Linked DNA regions of Mus musculus: region 1 is linked to region 2. Evidence: chromatin loops called from intact Hi-C (ENCODE). Cell type or tissue: left cerebral cortex. All regions are shown on one strand. Links, peaks and the distances in the headings refer to the core of each region. The heading gives the core; the rest is flanking DNA. Region 1 overlaps Slc3a1 (solute carrier family 3, member 1). Region 2 has its middle 13 kb from the start of Six3.

The links. Peaks named below come from ENCODE experiments on the same cell type or tissue, not always from the same donor. Only the 100,000 strongest peaks of a DNase experiment are listed, where the experiment ranks them.
Region 1: it touches region 2 in a loop (4-fold over the local background); 6 of 42 quality-filtered maps call a loop at or near these places.

The regions. Positions count from the first base shown.
Region 1 is chr17:85,028,348-85,037,151 of GRCm38, forward strand. It overlaps Slc3a1 (solute carrier family 3, member 1), which reads left to right. Exons shown (of 10, transcript NM_009205.2): 1 at 1-511; 2 at 4,096-4,275; 3 at 4,412-4,566. The coding sequence starts at 85. Among named protein-coding and RNA genes, the nearest start is that of Slc3a1, 4.4 kb to the left of the region's middle. In left cerebral cortex, for the core only: no CTCF peak of the experiment used is centred there; DNase peaks (open chromatin) are centred at 5,115 and 5,912; H3K4me3 peaks cover 572 bases; H3K27ac peaks cover 338 bases.
Region 2 is chr17:85,629,415-85,638,218 of GRCm38, forward strand. No RefSeq gene overlaps it. Among named protein-coding and RNA genes, the nearest start is that of Six3, 13 kb to the left of the region's middle. In left cerebral cortex, for the core only: CTCF peaks have their summits at 1,818 and 4,417 (motif pointing left); a DNase peak (open chromatin) is centred at 4,417.

The sequences.
Region 1 (8,804 bases), core at 257-8,256, 600 kb before region 2:
ATTAACAAAGCACAGCGCTCAGCAAGACACCTTTCTACCTCTGTCCCTGCTGGAAAGCACCAGGAAGAGCTACACAGGGTAGACATGGATGAGGACAAAGGCAAGAGAGACCCCATCCAAATGAGTTTGAAGGGATGCCGAACCAATAACGGGTTTGTCCAAAATGAAGACATTCCGGAGCAGGACCCAGACCCAGGCTCCAGGGACACCCCACAGCCCAACGCCGTGAGTATCCCTGCTCCAGAGGAGCCTCACCTAAAGGCGGTGCGGCCCTATGCAGGGATGCCCAAGGAAGTACTCTTCCAGTTCTCCGGCCAGGCTCGCTACCGGGTGCCCCGAGAGATCCTCTTCTGGCTCACCGTGGTTTCCGTGTTCCTGCTCATTGGAGCCACCATAGCCATCATCGTCATCTCTCCAAAATGCCTTGACTGGTGGCAAGCAGGTCCCATATACCAGATCTACCCGAGGTCTTTTAAGGACAGTGACAAGGATGGGAATGGAGACCTGAAAGGTGCGTGTTCGCCGCTCAGGACCAACTAGTGGAGGGTGGTTTGTGGCCCCATTCTGTGCCTGGCTTGTGTTGTAAGCACATTCCAGGGTGGCTGGCACCCATTTCCTGGGAGTTAATTCAAGCCCCACGCAGCAGAAGTCAGCAAGCCTTGCTCTTGATGCAAGGCTATCTGCTGAAGGCTTTAGAGCCACGGGGTTGTTGAATCTCTCGTCCACTAAACCCATGCACATGTTCACTCGTCGATCCTGAAATTTTGTAGCTCCGTGTTTCATCTGAGACTAGCTCTCCTGGCACAGGCACAGCTTGTAGTCTAGCTGAGAGTTTATTAATAAATACATCGTGTTATATAAATGTGATGTCTGCGGAAGGGGAAGACTCTTCAAGTTTCAATCCTGAGAGAGGAGAGCAAGCTAGAACCAACAGTGTGTTAGTTGTTGCCTAATAATGGATTTCCCACAGCAATAGCCATAGTAGTAGAAGAATAGAACCAAAATTTTGTATTTTTTAAAATTAAACTAAAAGTCCTATATGTAATTTCTTATCCTTATAATTGAATGCTCCATCGGTCATGTTAAGATTGAAACTGCTAGACAGTGGGCGTAAACTGGATTGGCTGGGTCACCGTGGTTTAGGACAGAATAGAGTTGGTTGCTATCCCTCTGCTTGTAATGAGTTCCAGGACATCCTGGACTAAACACACACACACACACACACACAGAGAGAGAGAGAGAGAGAGAGAGAGACAGAGAGAGAGAATATTTTTAAAGGGCGTGCAGTAAGAAGAGATAAACTAGGAAGGAAATTCTTTTCTTGCAATGATTATTTGTTTGAAGAAGAAACCAAGATGGTGTGGTAGAGTCAGTGCGTGAGCACACCCCCACCTCCTTAATGAAAGGCTTCTTTTTGTACCCTGTCCGGTTGTTTCCCTTTCTCTGACTTTTTCTCCTCACTCTCAGTGCTGTGGATGTGGATCCCAGGGCTGTGCCTACCACCGGCCTATTTCAGCAGCCTTTCCACTCTAAAAAATAATGCCTCCATCCTCACTGTCTATCTGTCCCCAGAGGCACAACTCAGAGCTGCCACCTTGATTAGGCTTTATCTTCCACCTTAATCACGGTCCCTTGCTACTTTGGATGGTTATGGCCTCTGTGAGCTTCTGTTGCCTCTCTTACTCAGCAAGTGTTGGTGAAGTTGGATTTTGACAACCCAGAACCAGGGACACACTTCTACCTCCTGGTCCTGCCTCTCTAGCCCACTCCTAGGTGTCTTCCAAGTTCCCACAAATACGCAGTTTCTAGACAGCTCTGTGTGTTCGTTTTTTGCTTTTTCACTGGGGAGCAGAATTCCTGTCCTCCAGGAGGTTCTGCTCCTTATGCTCAAGGGTTCTGTTATTCTGAGGAAATCACCCCAGCTTTGGCTTTAGTGTTGTCTTCTGTCTCTCCAAAGGTGGGACTGGGATCACTCAGTCCCTTGGTAGTGTGTTTTCCCGGCCCCTCGACAGCCCCGCCCCCAGCTACCCCAGTCTTCTTCCTTCCTCACTTCCTTGTGCTGGAGCATCCATTCTGCACCAGGGTCCCCTACATGCTCAGCCCCGTGCTTGCTTCTGGTTTAAGTAGAAATATTTCTGTCGCCAGCTGATGCTCAGGAATGTTACAGTCAACTGTAAAGACAACACAAATGAGCAGCCTGCCCTGCTACAGCTTAAGGGCCTAGATCCTTTGAGCTCTTAGTCGGAGCCTCAGCCTGAGCAGCCCTAACAGCCAGGCTCAGCAACCATTCTCAACAGGCCAGTTAGTTAGATCCTCCTGATAGAGAAAAGCAGAGACTGATTGAACATGGCCAGGTTGGGAAGAAATCCCTAGTTCTTGACGTGAAATGTAGGCTGGAATAAAAGGCAGAAGAAATGCATAGCAAAGCAGTCCTGGCCAAGGCGTGGCCATCTCCAGTTGATGCATCACTGTCCAGCCCCAGTCATCCTGGGGCTCTGACGAGGTGCTCAGAGCTGTGAGAAATTTCTTTCCTGGAAACAAGCGCCTCCCCTGGCTGTCACGGGCTTCAGTCTTTTCCTTCTCCCAACAGGAGATTCTGGAGGAAAATGTCAGTTCTGAAGGACTTTGTCTCAATAGTCTGATAACCAAAGAGTGTCTCTAGAATGTCTTCACTTCTGCCAGGGAGGTGCTGGCAGGGTCAGGCGACTTTGTGCTTCAGTCTTCTTGACGTCCTGCTTGCTTAGATGTGGCATGCTTTAGGTAGGCTAGTGGAAACACAGAGAATACTGCCTCGAGGCTTCGAATCTGCATTTAGGACCATGACCTAGAAGCCACAGCAGCTTTCGTCCCACAAGGTTCTACGGATAGGGCTTAACTTCCAAGCCGGGCGTGGTGGCACATGCCTTTAATCTCAGCATGCGGGAGGCAGAGGCAGGCAAATTTCTGAGTTTGAGGCCAGCCTAGTCTAAAAGTGAGTTCCAGGACAGCCAGAGCTATACAGTGAAACCCTGTCTCAAAAAATCAACCAAACAAACAAACAAACAAAACCCACTTCCATAGGTCCCTCCGGCATGCCTAGAATCTCTGGTGTAGCCGTTCTACATAAGTGAATGAGAACCACTGCTGTAAAGACAGCCTGAGAGAACATGGAACCCGGCAGATTCTGGCACACACCCTCTCCCTCCCCGTCACAGTTCTGCCTGATTCCTCTGTTCCAGATAATAGCTCTTGCTGCTTTGCTCAGTTACTTAATCATTTCCCATGCTGAGACCCACTTACCCTGTGACACTCCAGCCCACAACTTTGCTCATCAACTCCTCTGCCCCAGACGGTCAGAGCTAACAAAAGGTAGCTTGCACAGACAGCTCTTCTCCAGTCCAGGTATCAACCCATTCCAACCTCTTTATATTTTTATAGTAGCACTGTGTAAGGTTAGTTGTTTTCCAAGGTGATAATTGATTTTAATAATATATTTTGTTTAATGAAATTTTTTTTCTGTATCAGTAGATCAACATAAGACACTATTGACACATATTAAATTCTTTCTCTTTGTACCAGGTGTTAAAAATCTGGTATGTGCCCTCCCTTCCAGCACATCCAACCCAGATGAGACACATTGCAACTGCTCAATAGCCACATGTGGCAAGCTGCCTTGGGAGGGGCGGTACTTTTCAAACATTAATCCTAATCCCAACACTTGGGGAGGCAGAAGTAGGTGGATGTCTATGAGTTCAAGGCCAGCCTGATGCTAGGTGATGCAGAAGAATAGGATGCAAAAGCACACATGGGTCATAAAAGGCACTCTAAAGCTGCTGTTTCTCTGGCCTCCACCCCGTATCCCTTTTTCTCTTTTCATAGTGGATATGTGAATTCAAGTTTTTGAGTATTGAAAAATATTTTCTTTTCATTGAAAAAGTCCAATGTGCTGTTCCTTTGAAGCAGTGATTTGTGAGAGGTAGGCTTGCTTCCTAAAACCACTAACATCTTTATTTACACACACACACACACACACACACACACACACACATTTTATTTTTAATTCTTCAAATTGAAAAACAAAGAGGTGTTTGCTCACGGCCTTGGCTCTCCCTTCAGGTATCCAGGAGAAGCTGGACTATATCACTGCTTTAAACATAAAGACTCTTTGGATCACTTCCTTTTATAAATCATCTTTGAAAGACTTCAGATACGCTGTTGAGGATTTCAAAGAAATTGACCCTATTTTTGGAACAATGAAAGATTTTGAGAATTTGGTTGCTGCCATCCATGACAAAGGTAAAGGGGACGAGGGGTGGGGCTAGGAAAGCAGAGGGCATCACACCTCCCATTCACAAGGAGAAAAGTCTCCCACTTAACCAGCATTCTTCTAACGCAATCAGTTCCTAACGTTTGATGTGTTTCCACTCATTAGGTTTAAAATTAATAATTGATTTCATACCAAACCACACTAGTGACAAACATCCTTGGTTCCAATCGAGTAGGACACGGAGCGGAAAATACACCGATTACTACATCTGGCACAACTGTACCCATGTCAACGGTGTAACCACCCCTCCCAACAACTGGGTAAGGACACCCGAGGAGCAGACAGCGAGTGGGCAGCTCTAGACTCACTGAGCTGGACAAGTGGGAAGCCCTTCAGGTTGGAAAGCATCGAAGGAGTTAGTTTAGAAATAGACAATGTTAGTTAGAAATAGACAAAAGCCCCAAGAGCTTTTAGGTTTGTGACATCATTGTTGAACGGCTGTATTCTAGTACGTGGTTCTCTCTCACTGGTGTCTCCTTCCCTTCTGCCCTCCCTCCCCACCTTGTCCAGCATAGGTCTCCTGGGCAAAGGTAGAAAAATAACATTCCTTTTTTTTCTATCTTTTAGCACTCTCCAGAGCCCTTTGCCTCTTTGACACACCTGCTGGACAGTGTCATAAACAGACACAGTCATTCATGACTTTCTCTCCCCAGACCTTTGGTACCTGAGCCCCTGGGCACACCCTATTGTCATCATCCCCACTACCTTGTCTTGGGAGATTGACTGAGTCCAGGTGCCAGCATGGTCTCATTCTCCTCCAGCTCCCTGCTGCCTCCTTCCTACCCCAGCATCCTTAGCAGCAAACGCTACTCAGAGATGGTAGAAGCCACCCTTCCTCCTCCTTGCTCCTTCTGTCAGACACTGTTCTTTCCGAGTGGCCAGATTTAGCAAATACGAACCTAAGACATGTATTTAAACCCGAGTTTTAGATTTAGTGAATGAGCTTTTAGTGTAAAATATTGTGTGGGACAGGTTCTATATCTGCATGTTCAACCTACTGTAAATTATATATATATATATATATATATATATATATATATATATATATATATACACACACATACATACACATACACACACACACACACACACACACACACACACACACACACACACACACACACACACATATATATATACACTTGAAAAATATTTAGGAAGGGGCCGAAATAGCTAAAGATCATTAGCTGATCATTAGTCCTGAAAATGCTACAACTTAGCACTTACATTGTGTTAGGTAGTAAAAGTAATACAGAGATTATGTGAAACACGAAAGACAGCGTGTGAGAGCTATACGCAAACACTCCATTTCTATACAAGACTCTTGAGCACCTGCTGATTTGACGTCCGCCAGGGTCCCACCAACCCCCGCAGCGATGCTGAAGGACGGTGCTAGCAAGATGCCATGCGCTGGCCCTGAAACCCAGACTCACTAGACACTCCAGTTCAGCAGGCAAGGCTGCCCTGTCTCGGGAGCAGTCCTCCTGCCTGATTGTGTGTTTCTCTCCTGCTTCTTCCAATCCTCCTGCTCAGGTCTGTATCTTTCCTGCTTCTTCCAAGTCGTTTATTGTAGACTCTCGCCCCACTGGAGCCTCCCTCCTCTCACCGTGACTCTGCTGGTCCGAGGACAGCAGCTTTCCAGCTAAGCACACTCACGCATCATGACCATGTGACGTCCCTCTCCGTGACAGCTCATCCACCAGGCTCTGTGCAGGACCAGCTCATGGCAGTCAGCAGCGGGTCTTGGCAGGCTTCTTGCTCTAACTAACCATCTCCTTGTTAACAAACTACGCCTTGTTAAATCGCCATTAGTAAACTCGTACCGTGTGCAGGCTGTCTGTTGAGGGTCTTACATTCATGAATTCATCCAGTCTATTCCCCCCCCCCCACCTTTTGGTTCCTGTCTTGTAGAGTGAAGTCACTCTGCAAGTGGTGGGTGAAAGGACTAAGCGCTAAATATAGTCAGTGCACCCCCACGGTCTGCTTTTTTTTTTTTTTAAGATTTTTTTATTGTTATAGGTAAGTACACTGTAGCTGTCTTCAGACACATACCCAGAAGAGGTCGTCAGATCCCATTACAGATGGTTGGGAGCCACTTTGTGGTTGCTAGGATTTGAACTCAGGATCATCTCTCCAGCCCCACCCACAGTCTGCTTTTAAATCTTACTGCTCACACCTTGAACCAGACCAGTGCTCGTTTACAGCACTTGGCAGCTGCTTCCTCTCCACTTTCCCTGTCCTTCCATCAGCTTCCGCTTGTAGGCAAGGCTGGTTCCTTAATGTAAAAAGCTAACACAGAACCTGGAGAGGTGGCACAGCAGTTAAGAGCATCGACTGCTCTTCCAGAGGAGCCAGTTCCCGGCATATACACTGGGTAGCATACAGCTACCTGTAACTTTGGCCCTAGGGTATCAGACATTGTCTCTAGCTTCCATTCCCATGCACATATGACATATATACATATGACCATGAATTCACATAGATAAAAATAACTCTTAAAAAGTTAGCATATACATTAGCATATACATATATATATATATATATATATATATATACACACATATATATTTGTATGTGTATAGGATGTCATACTACTCAGCAGTTCAATGAACTACTAGTCCATTTTTGCAGCTGGAGAGATGGCTCAGCTGTCAAAGCACTGGCTGCTCTTCCAGAGTACCTGGATCCAAGCCTCAGCATCCCATAGCAGCCCACAACCATACATAGCTCCTGTCTCAGAGGACCTGATCCCCTCTTCCAGATTCTGTGAACACCAGACACATGAAGAGTGCACAGACATACATGTAGACAAAACACCCATGTGCATAAAATAAATAAGTTAAAACATTTTCTAAAGAATCTCATACCCCATGTATATGAAGTTCTAGATGAGCTAATTTATAGTTAGAAAGTTGAGGACTATTTACTTATTTTTTTACTTAAACTTTTATTGAATTTATTATTTATGTGGGGGTAGAGGGGCGGGAGTCAGTTGTCTCTTTCTATCACGTGGGACCTAGGGCTTTGCTTCGCTCATATAATGCATGCTATTAATAGTTAATTTTTTTTAACCCTTGTATAACTGGCTTTCATTACTCATTTTTGGAAAGTCCTATCCTGTAGTTTTGGATAGCCATGCTTCACACACTCTCCTGCTGCATATTACTATATGTATTGTACATATATATGTAATATGTATGTGTAGTATGTATATGTAATAGGTAGATATTACATGGTTAACTTAATCACTCTTCAGTTGAACTGTTTTCAGCTTATTCATTAATCATGTTATAAGCATGCTTATTAACCTACTTTGGGGCTTGGGAGCAAAATTTTCCTGAATTAAATAGATGTGAAGCCCCCATGCAGAATGATGTGCTAAGCTACAGTATTTGCCATTCGGGTGGATATAAAAATCTCCTGTTAATTTCCTAACTTTGCTCTTATCTAGTGGCCAGTGGTCTGTAAGTGAGGGATGCAGGAAGGTAAGGGATGCAGGATTCCGTAGCTGTTGATGATGGTGAGCACCAGTGGTCTGTAAGTGAGGGATGTAGGAAGGTAATGGATGCAGGATTCCATAGCTGTTGATGATGGTGAGCATCTCCCACATTCACTCCCTTGGGCACCATTTCTGTGATGGGCTTCTTTCTGGTTTCCTCAGTTCTTTCCCGGTTGCTTATCTGTGATCTTTTGTTGGTTAGACATAAAGTCAGTATGTCATCTTGAGTCAAGTCCAGGTGGCCCACACAGTGAACTGGTGAAGTTTCCGTGAAAGATAGAAGCCAATACTCACTGTGGCCAGTGGCCATGGAAACGCAGATGCTATGTGACAGTGCCTTCCCATGAAAAAGAAAAGGGCTTAGGTGGAGCAACCCCACCACCGCCACATTTCTCCCCAAGTTTTCTAGTTGCTCTTTATCAAGACATGAACAAAAGGCCTGAGAGAGAACCCAAGCAACTCTCAGGTTTAAGGCTGAGCTATGGCAGACTGACCAGAGGTGAGAGACAAGCCAGAGAATCTGACATGCAGTCTCCCCTTGCTTTGTTCTAGAAGGAGATATCAGCCATGGTCCTGGGGCTTCAAGTCACTAGACTTTTGTTTCAGAAGACTATCAGTTTCTTTCTCTCTCTCTCTCTCTCTCTCTCTCTCTCTCTCTCTCTCTCTCTCTCTCTCTCTCTCTCTCATCTGCTTCAGGAGTCTTGAGCCTGGGCAGCAGTCTCAAGAACATACATTAGGAATGTCTATTCCCTAACTTGGTCTTGTCCTGGACTTGAGAACATTAGCTGGTACTGTGGTTGTTAGGAATAGTGTCTGCTTGATAACTACTCTATAACCACTGTTGTGGAGTGTTAGGGTAGAAGTTGGGGCGTTAACTTCGCGCTCTCCCTAGAAAGACAGCTCCAAGGATTTATGCATCCACCTTGTGGGGCCAGGATGCCAAGGTCATGTGTTTGTGGACAAGGCCAGTGTAGGAATGAATGAACTAACCCATGTGTT
Region 2 (8,804 bases), core at 501-8,500:
GCATCTTTCCTCCCTGCGGGCACTCTCTCCAGGATGCTTGTACTCCAAACCTGCATGGATGCACACACAAACCTACCCAATCTTAAAATCTTCCTCCCACAGAGCTATCCAGACTCAGACCATGATAGAATTGCACTTGTGTTAAACACCATTAGCACCCACACACTGCTAGCTCACAGTCTGCTCTATGTGAAGGGCAGTGACTCACCAAAAGTTTATACATGAGAGAGGCTGCAGAAGTATGGCCCATTCATTTAAAGAACACAACTGTGGCATAGTCATGAAGACAGAGGTTATTGAAGGAAACTTCAGACACCCAGTGACATAGGAGCCAACCCAAAAATGGTAACTCCACCCTGTAGTCACTTGCCCTTCTGTCTGGGCCCCCAGAGACCACTTCTCTTAGATGTATCCACTTCCAGAGGGCCTCCCTACAAATCACAGCAGACAGCTAGAGATTTAGAGAAGACAGGACACACTATAAACACCCTCAGCTGAACGGGACTCCTATTGGGAGTAGAGCAGAATTACCTGTTCTGAAACTCCCCTCACCTAGGTGCCTAGGCATGCTGTTCTGCAAAGGAAGAAAGCACAGCAGCATGGAGGGACATCGCAGAGAGAGGTGACAGTGAGAATATTGACTGAAGAGAGAAGAGAGGTGAACTCAAACAAACAAACAAACAAACAAACAAACAAACAAAAAGAGGAGCCAGGCATATGGCTGTAACCCAGGCAGAGGCAGGGGGGTTACCACAAGTTCAAGGGTAGCCTGGTTATAGTGACACTGTCAAAACACACACACACACACACACACACACACACACACACACACTCACTCTCACACATACACACACCACCACCACCACCACCACCAACAACAACAACAAAGTAAAGAGAAAGAAAGTAAGAAGAGTTAGGAAAGGCAGAAAAGGACCAGAATACTTAAACTCTAGAGAAACCAGCTGGACCAAGCTGGCTGGGTGGAGGAAATGTGCCGCTGTGGCACTGCACAGCTTAGCAGACCCTCAGAGTGTCTGAGGGAGCACCCGCCGCAGGGCCAGCTTGACTTGGGAACTGAATGGAGTATTTCCTGCCCTTGGCGACAGCCTCACCACGGAGCGCCCCATATCCCCTCTCTCCTGCAAGCGGTGAGCAGACAGACAAGCAGACAGACGCTTCCTTACAGTGGTTGCAGGCCTCGCTCTTCACACAGAAGCGCATTTGACCTAACCACATTTCGCAAATATGCCTGTACCGCCTTCGCGTTGCATTATATAAGCATGGTCTGTAAGGAAAAGGGGGTGGAGCTTAAACCCAAAGGAAGCTAATTCAGACCCTCGGGATTTTACCAAAAGTGTCAAAAACCCGGCATGACAGACGGGGCCTGTACACGTGTGTTTACATCTCCTCTGGCTGTGTTCACCCCGCGGCACCCAGAAGACCCCCTGACTGGTCAGAGAGGAGAGGGTAGGTAGAAGGATTTATCTGAGCAGGAGGGGATAAGACTCGCACTGGCTGAGAAACCAGCACATTGTACATAGAACACAGGTGACTAAAGATAAAGGTGGGGCTTGGGGCGGGGATGAGTGCCCTGAGGCTTTTAAATCTCTGGATGTGAAGGGACTGTTGGTGGGGTAGGGTGGGGTGGGGGTGAGGAGGTGCCCAGGCATCTACAAATAAGGCAGGAGGTAAGGTCTGGATGTAAGGACTGATGTGTGCAAGACAATCAGTCCCCTGAGCTCCCCCCACCCCCTGCCCCCAGTCTTTGGCTCAGACTGCCTTTCTTCTTTCAGACAGCTGGGGGGCGCTGTGGTCCAGCCTGGCCTCTCCAAGCCTGACTCCTGGGAATGTGGTTATAGCATAGCATGGCCTATCTTCTTGCTCCTTGAAGCCTGGGCTGCTTCAGGCGACAGTCCAGCCTGTGTCTGAGGGTGGCCTGGAGCCCTTCCAGACCTGAGCAGGCTTGAGTCTGTTTGATTCTGAGATGAGTATTTACCATCATAATTAATCTGTGACTATTATTCAACTGACATTCTTAGCGAGGTCTTTTAATGAGTGAGCGTGGTAATTATGAGCAGGGTTGCACGCTTAGCCTCTGCAGACATAGAGTGTCATGGCCCCTGCCTGCCCTCACCTCCTCTGCACCCTGGCCAGGTCCAGCTGAGACAGATCAGGGGGATGGAAAGCGGTGACTCCAGGTTGCAGCCACAACTACCTACCTCTTTCTGGATGTTTCTGAACCTAAGAGGCTTTGATTAGAAGTGAAGATCTGGTGAAACTAAGAAAAAGAAAGAACAATGACTTGACCACTGTCACACAGCTGCCCTTACACACTCCATGTCCCAACCCCAGTCTTTCTTCCTAGGGTTACCAGTAGCCCAGTAAACAGATTTCTAAGATCCTTTGCTGGCACTTAAGACAAGTAAATTTGAAAGCAAGAGCGAATAGGTCAGGGAGTGTCTTGCCCCAAGCACTTTACTCATGTTGAGGGGGAATGTAGCCCTGCAAGAGACTGGCTACTACACACCTATTTAGGACTTGATGTTTCAAGAGCCCCCAGCAAGGGGCTAAAAGCAGCCATTCCTACTAAGGCCCTAGCTCACTGGAGCTGGCTCCACTCGTAGAGAGGACAGACCTTGGCTTGATGTGTTGGAGTACCCCAGTGGGCTGAACTCAATAGTGTATGAAGTGGATATGTGTGATCCTGATTCGTGTTGCGTGAGTAAGGTAAATATGCATTTTACTCAGGGGACACACCCACATACAGGTGTGCCTAGGATTTCATTCAACAGCACGTAGGCTGGGCATCCGGCTCAGTCTACAAATATCACCTACGTTCTGTAAGAACCGAGAGAGGAGGGCCAAGTGAGATTCAGGCTTACCTTCAAGGTGGAAGGGACAGTTGAGAAAACAGGTGCACACAGGATGCACGGGGATGGAGAGGGGAAAGGACAACATTGATCCAGACAAATGGATTGGACTCAGTGGAGGGATTCCAGGCAGGCATCGTGAGGCCTCGGGTGTGGATGGAGCAGTGGCTCCAGGAGGAGCAGCGTGGCAGGACTGGTTCCTGGTGACTGTAGGGAGTTGCCCATGGGGTGTGGAGAAGCTGACAGTTGAGTCAGTGGGAAGGTCACATGAGGTTAGGTACAAGGTTCCAGCAAGCTATGTTGTCTTGACCCCATATCCACTGAGCAGCCAAAACAGCCTTAGTGAAAGCTCAAAGGACCATCCTCAGAGGTTGTCACTGGTTTGCGGGCTTATGGCTTATAATGCAATGGTCCTGGGTCTCTACTCCCTGTGACTTCAAGAAATATGGAGAGTGACAGCTCCCCCTGCCCCCATAAGTTGGCCTGAGGGGAGTGTTGACAAGCCACCTCCTACCCAGAGTAAGACTCCTCAGTGGGTCTATTTCCATGACCACTCATTCTGCCTTAATTCCACTGTGCAGGGACATCCTGGAGGAGGTGCTTGGATGGGCACTCCGGAGGGGCGTCCTCAGTCACTGAGGTGGCTGACTAGGCTAGTGCAGTAAGTAATTAGGAGTATGGCTCCTGCCAAGGGCTAGAGGGTCAGAGGTGGGTCGGAGGTGGGGCAGGAAACTCAGGACTTACCAGACTCCCAGCAACCTAGGAGAATCTGGGTCTGAGCTCGGCCCAGCTTCTGTACACCCAGCTTTCTGCAAACTGTTTCTCAGCCTGGCTGACTGCATCCAGGGATAGAGAAGGCCCAGGGCCCAGTCTTTCTGGTTTGTAGCCACAAGAATTTCAGAAAGACTTTCTAGAAGGCAGCAACCCTTCACTGGAAGTGTAGGTTTAGAGAACATGTTATGAAGTAAGGGTGGTTTTGAATCCCAGAGTGGACAGAAGTTGAACCCAAGTTTCTGGGTTTTTTACTCTGAGGTTTCCACTGTACCCCGGGGTCTCCTGGCCCGACACTCAGTTGTCACCTTCCGAAGCTAACTCCTTGTAATTGTCCAGCGTCCATGTCCTGAGAGAGAGTGGGGCAGAGGCAGAGAGAGAGAGAGAGAGAGAGAGATCAAAGGAACAATTATTTAGGCGGCTCAGCTTCCAGTGTCATTCTCAGGAATGGAAAGAAGCAACTGGGAAAGGGTGAAGGCAGGCCTGGATGCTGCCAGAGTCCAATACCTGACACCAAAAAAGGACCAGAGGAGACAGGAGACTGGATGGGTTTCCTGGAGATGGGAAGACAGGGAGAGCCCAGAGGGGTGCAGGTTTGGAGAGAAGGAGTTTCCATATAATATTTGAACTTTTATTATCTGGAGACCCGAAAAAACGAGTTTTCCCTATATCTCAAGGAACATCCAAAAAAAAAAAAAAAAAAAAAGTTCCCAGGGCTCTCAGTCCTTCTCCGGGTCTGGATGGATGCCTGAACATTAGCGGGTTTTTGCTGCCACCTCGCGGCCGTGGCGAGAGATGTCTGAGCTGGTTGCCGCGGTGAGGGGGATGCAAGTTACTCCTCACCCAGATTCTTGTAAACTGTTTTATTTTACACACACACGCACACACACACACACACACACACACACACACACACACACACACACACACACACACTCGGGTTAAAATAACTTGCGAAACACTAAGCTTTGCTTTAATAAGACTTTCTGCCCTGGCGTGTGCAACTTGGGTCCCCCTTTCTAGCGCTTACCTCTGCCTGTAAGCAGCACTCTGATGCTTCTTTCTCCCACACTGCGGCTCTCTTCCTCAGTGATTGTCTGGAGGGAAGCCATCACTGCTTGCTGAATGCTGGACTCTATGGTACACGCAAGGGGTCAGCTGATGGCATCCCAGACCTTTGCCCAAAAGCAACACCAGAGTTATCATTTAAAGTACTGAAGCCTGGAACTGACCCTGTGCCAGGTTCAGGACTGACCCTGTGCTACAGCTCTCCATACCCAAATATCGCTGGGAGAGAGCCAGAATCCCAAGAGTACTAACATGCCTGTGAGCACAGGTAAGACCACCACTTCTGCTCAAATTCCTGGCCCAAGTCTAGAGCCATCAGGACACAGGAAGTAAGGAACAGCTGGGGACAGGATTCTCCCGGTTTCTGTCTGCACCCTGGAGCTGACCCTGTGCCACAGCTCTCCATACACAAATTCCTCCCAGAAAGAGTTGGTCTCCCAGGAGCACCGACACAAAGGCTTGCAGGAAGGACAAGCCACAGTCAGAGACAGCAAGACCAGCTAACATCAGAGATAACCAGATGGCAAGAGGCAAGGACAAGATCATAAGCAACAGAAACCAAGGCTACTTGGCATCATCAGAACCCAGTTCTCCCACCACAGTGAGCTGGATACCCCAACACACCAGAAAAGCAAGAAACTGATTTAAAATCACATCTCATCATGATGATAGAGAACATTAAAAAGGGCATAAATAACTCAATTAAAGAAATACAGGAGAACAATGCTAAACAGGTAGAAGCCCTTAAAGAGGAAACACAAAAACCCTGAAAGAATTACAGGAAAACACAACCAAACAGTTGAAGCAATTGAACAAAACCATCCAGGATCTAAAAATGGAAGTAGAAACAATAAATAAATCACAAAGGGAGATAGAAAACCTAGGAAAGAAATCAAGAACCATAGATGCCAACAGAATACAAGAGATAAATGAGAGGAGAATCTCAGGTGCAGAAGATTTCATGGAAAACATGAACAAAACAATCAAAGACAATGCAAAATGCAAAAAGCTCCTAACTCAAAACATCCAGGAAATCCAGGACACAATGAGAAGACCAAACCTAAGGATAATACATATAGATGAGAATGAAGATTATCAACTTAAAGGGCCAGTAAATATCTTCAACACAATTATAGAAGAAAACTTCCCTAACCTAAAGAAAGAGATGCCCATGAACATACAAGAAGCCTACAGAACTCCAAAATAGACTGGACCAGAAAAGAAATTCCACCAGTCACATAATACTCAAGACATCAAATGCACAAAACAAATAATATTAAAAGCAGTAAGGGGAAAAGGTCAAGTAACATATAAGGCAGACCTATCAGAATTACACCAGGCTTCTCACCAGAGACTATGAAAGCCAGAAGATCCTGGGCAGATGTCATACAGACCCGAAGAGAACACAAATGCCAGCCCAGGCTATTATACCCAACAAAACTCTCAATCACCATAGATGGAGAAACCAAAGTATTCCATGACAAAACCAAATTTACACAACATCTTTCCACAAATCCAACCCTACAAAGGATAATAGATGGAAAATACCAACACAAGGAGGAAAACTATACCCTAGAAAAATCAAGAAAGTAACTTTTCAACAAACCCAAAAGAAGATAGCCACACAAACATAAAAATAACATAAAAAAATGTCAGGAAGCACCAATCACTATTCCTTAATATCTCTTAATGTCAATGGATTCAATTCCCCAACAAGAAGACATAAACTAACAGACTGGCTATGTAAACAGGACCCAGAATTTTGCTGAAAAGATCTTTACCAGTCCTGCATCTGACAGAAGGCTAAATATCCAATACATACAAAGAACTCAAAAAGTTAGACTCCAGAGAGACAAATAACCCTATTTAAAAAATGGGGAACAGGGCTGGTGAGATGGCTCAGTGGGTAAGAGCACCCGACTGTTCTTCCGAAGGTCCAGAGTTCAAATCCCAGCAACCACATGGTGGCTCACAACCATCTGTAACAAGATCTGACCCCCTCTTCTGGAGTGTCTGAAGACAGCTACAGTGTACTTACTTACATATAATAAATAAATAAATCTTTAAAAAAATGGGGAACAGAGATAAACAGAGAATTCTCATCTGAGGAAACTCAAATGGCTGAGGAGCACCTAAAGAATTGTTCAACAACCTTAGTCATCATGGAAATGCAAATCAAAATGACCCTGAGATTCCACCTCACACCAGTCAGAATGGCTAAGATCAAAAACTCAGGTGACAGCAGATGCTGGCAAGGATGTGGAGAAAGAGGAACACTCCTCCATTGTTAGTGGGATTGTAAGCTGGTACAACCACTCTGGAAATCAGTCTGGCAGTTCCTCAGAAAATTGGACACAGTACTACCTGAGGACTCAGCTATACCACTTCTGGGCATATACCCAGAAGATGCTCCAACATATAACAAGGACACATGCTCCACTATTTTCATAGCAGCCTTATTTATAATGGTCAGAAGCTGGAAACAACCCCAGATGTCCTGCAACAGAGGAATAGGTACAGAAAATGTAGTCATTGACACAATGGAATACTACTCAGCCATTACAAACAGCGACTTCATGATATTCTTAGGCAAATGGATGGAACTTGAAGCTGGGCAGTGGTTGTGCACGCCTTTAATCCCAGCACTTGGGAGGCAGAGGCAGGCAGATTTCTGAGTTTGAAGCCAGCCTGGTCTACAAAGTGAGTTCCAGGACAGCCAGGGCTATACAGAGAAACCCTGTCTCAAAAAACAAACAAACAAACAAACAAACACAAACAAAAACATAAAAAATGGATGGAACTTGAAAATATCATCCTGAGTGAGGTAACCCAGTCACAAAAGAACACACATGGTATGCACTCACTGATAAGTGGATATTAGCCTAAAAGTTTGGAATACCCAAGATTCAATTCACAGACTATATGAAGACCAAGAAGAAGGAAGACCAAAGTGTGGATACTTCAGTGCTTCTTAGAAGGGGGAACAAAATACTCAGAGGAGGAAATATAGAGACAAAGTGTGGAGCAGAGACTGTAGGAAAGGCCATCCAGAGACTGCCCCATCTGGAGATCCATCCCATACACAGACACCAAACCTGGAAGCTATTGTGGATGCCCAGAAGTGATTGCTGACAGGAGCCTGATATGGCTGTCTCCTCAGGGGCTCTGCCAGAGCCTGACAAATACAGAGGCGGATGCTCACAGCCAAGCATTGCACTGAGCTCAGGGTCCCCAATGGAGGAGTTGGAGCAGGAACTAAAGGGGCAGAGGGGATTTGCAGCCCCATGGGGGGAGCTACAATGTCAACTGGCCAGACCCCTTGAAGCTCCCAAGAACTGGACCACAAACCAAAGAGTACACATGGAGGGATACTCTGGCAGCATATGTGACAGAGGATGGCCTTGTTGGACATCAGTGGGAGGAGCATCTCTTGGGTCTGAGGGTGTTCAATGCCCCAGTGTAGGGGAATGCCAGGGCGGGAAGGCAGGAGTGGGTGGGTGGAGAGCAGAGCACCCTTATAGAGGCAGGGGGAGGAGGGATGGATTAGGGGCTTTCTGAAGGGGAAACCTGGAAAGGGGAAAACATTTGAAATGTAAATCAAGAAAATATCCAATAAAAAGAAAAAGAAAAGAAAAGAAAAGAAAGTACTGATCCAAACTATGAAGAGGGAGCCCCAAAGAAGGCGTAGATCTTGACTGGGAGTTTTCAAGGCTAGAGAGAAGACACAGACAACATGGAGTCTGGGAACAGCTTGTTCAGAAAGAAGTAAAGAACATTGTATTGTGTGAGAACCTTGTTTCTTAAACATGCTGCATGGTCTGGTGGTGAAGCCAATGCCCCACTCTGGTAACGCAGCCAGCTTTTGGCTAATGAACTGAGTGGGTTCATTAAGTGTTAGAGATAAAGGGACCTTAGGAAGCCCTCCGGTCTCCATCTAATGGGTGAGGAAGCTACCCCTCCCAATAGTGAAGTCGCTGTCCTTAAGTACACAGCTGGTTTGGTGGCCCTTAACTACAGAGTACATAACAACGCATGTGGAAGGACTCCAAAATGGTTTGCGGTAGGAGGGTGGTGGAGGGCAGGGCTCTTCTTCTC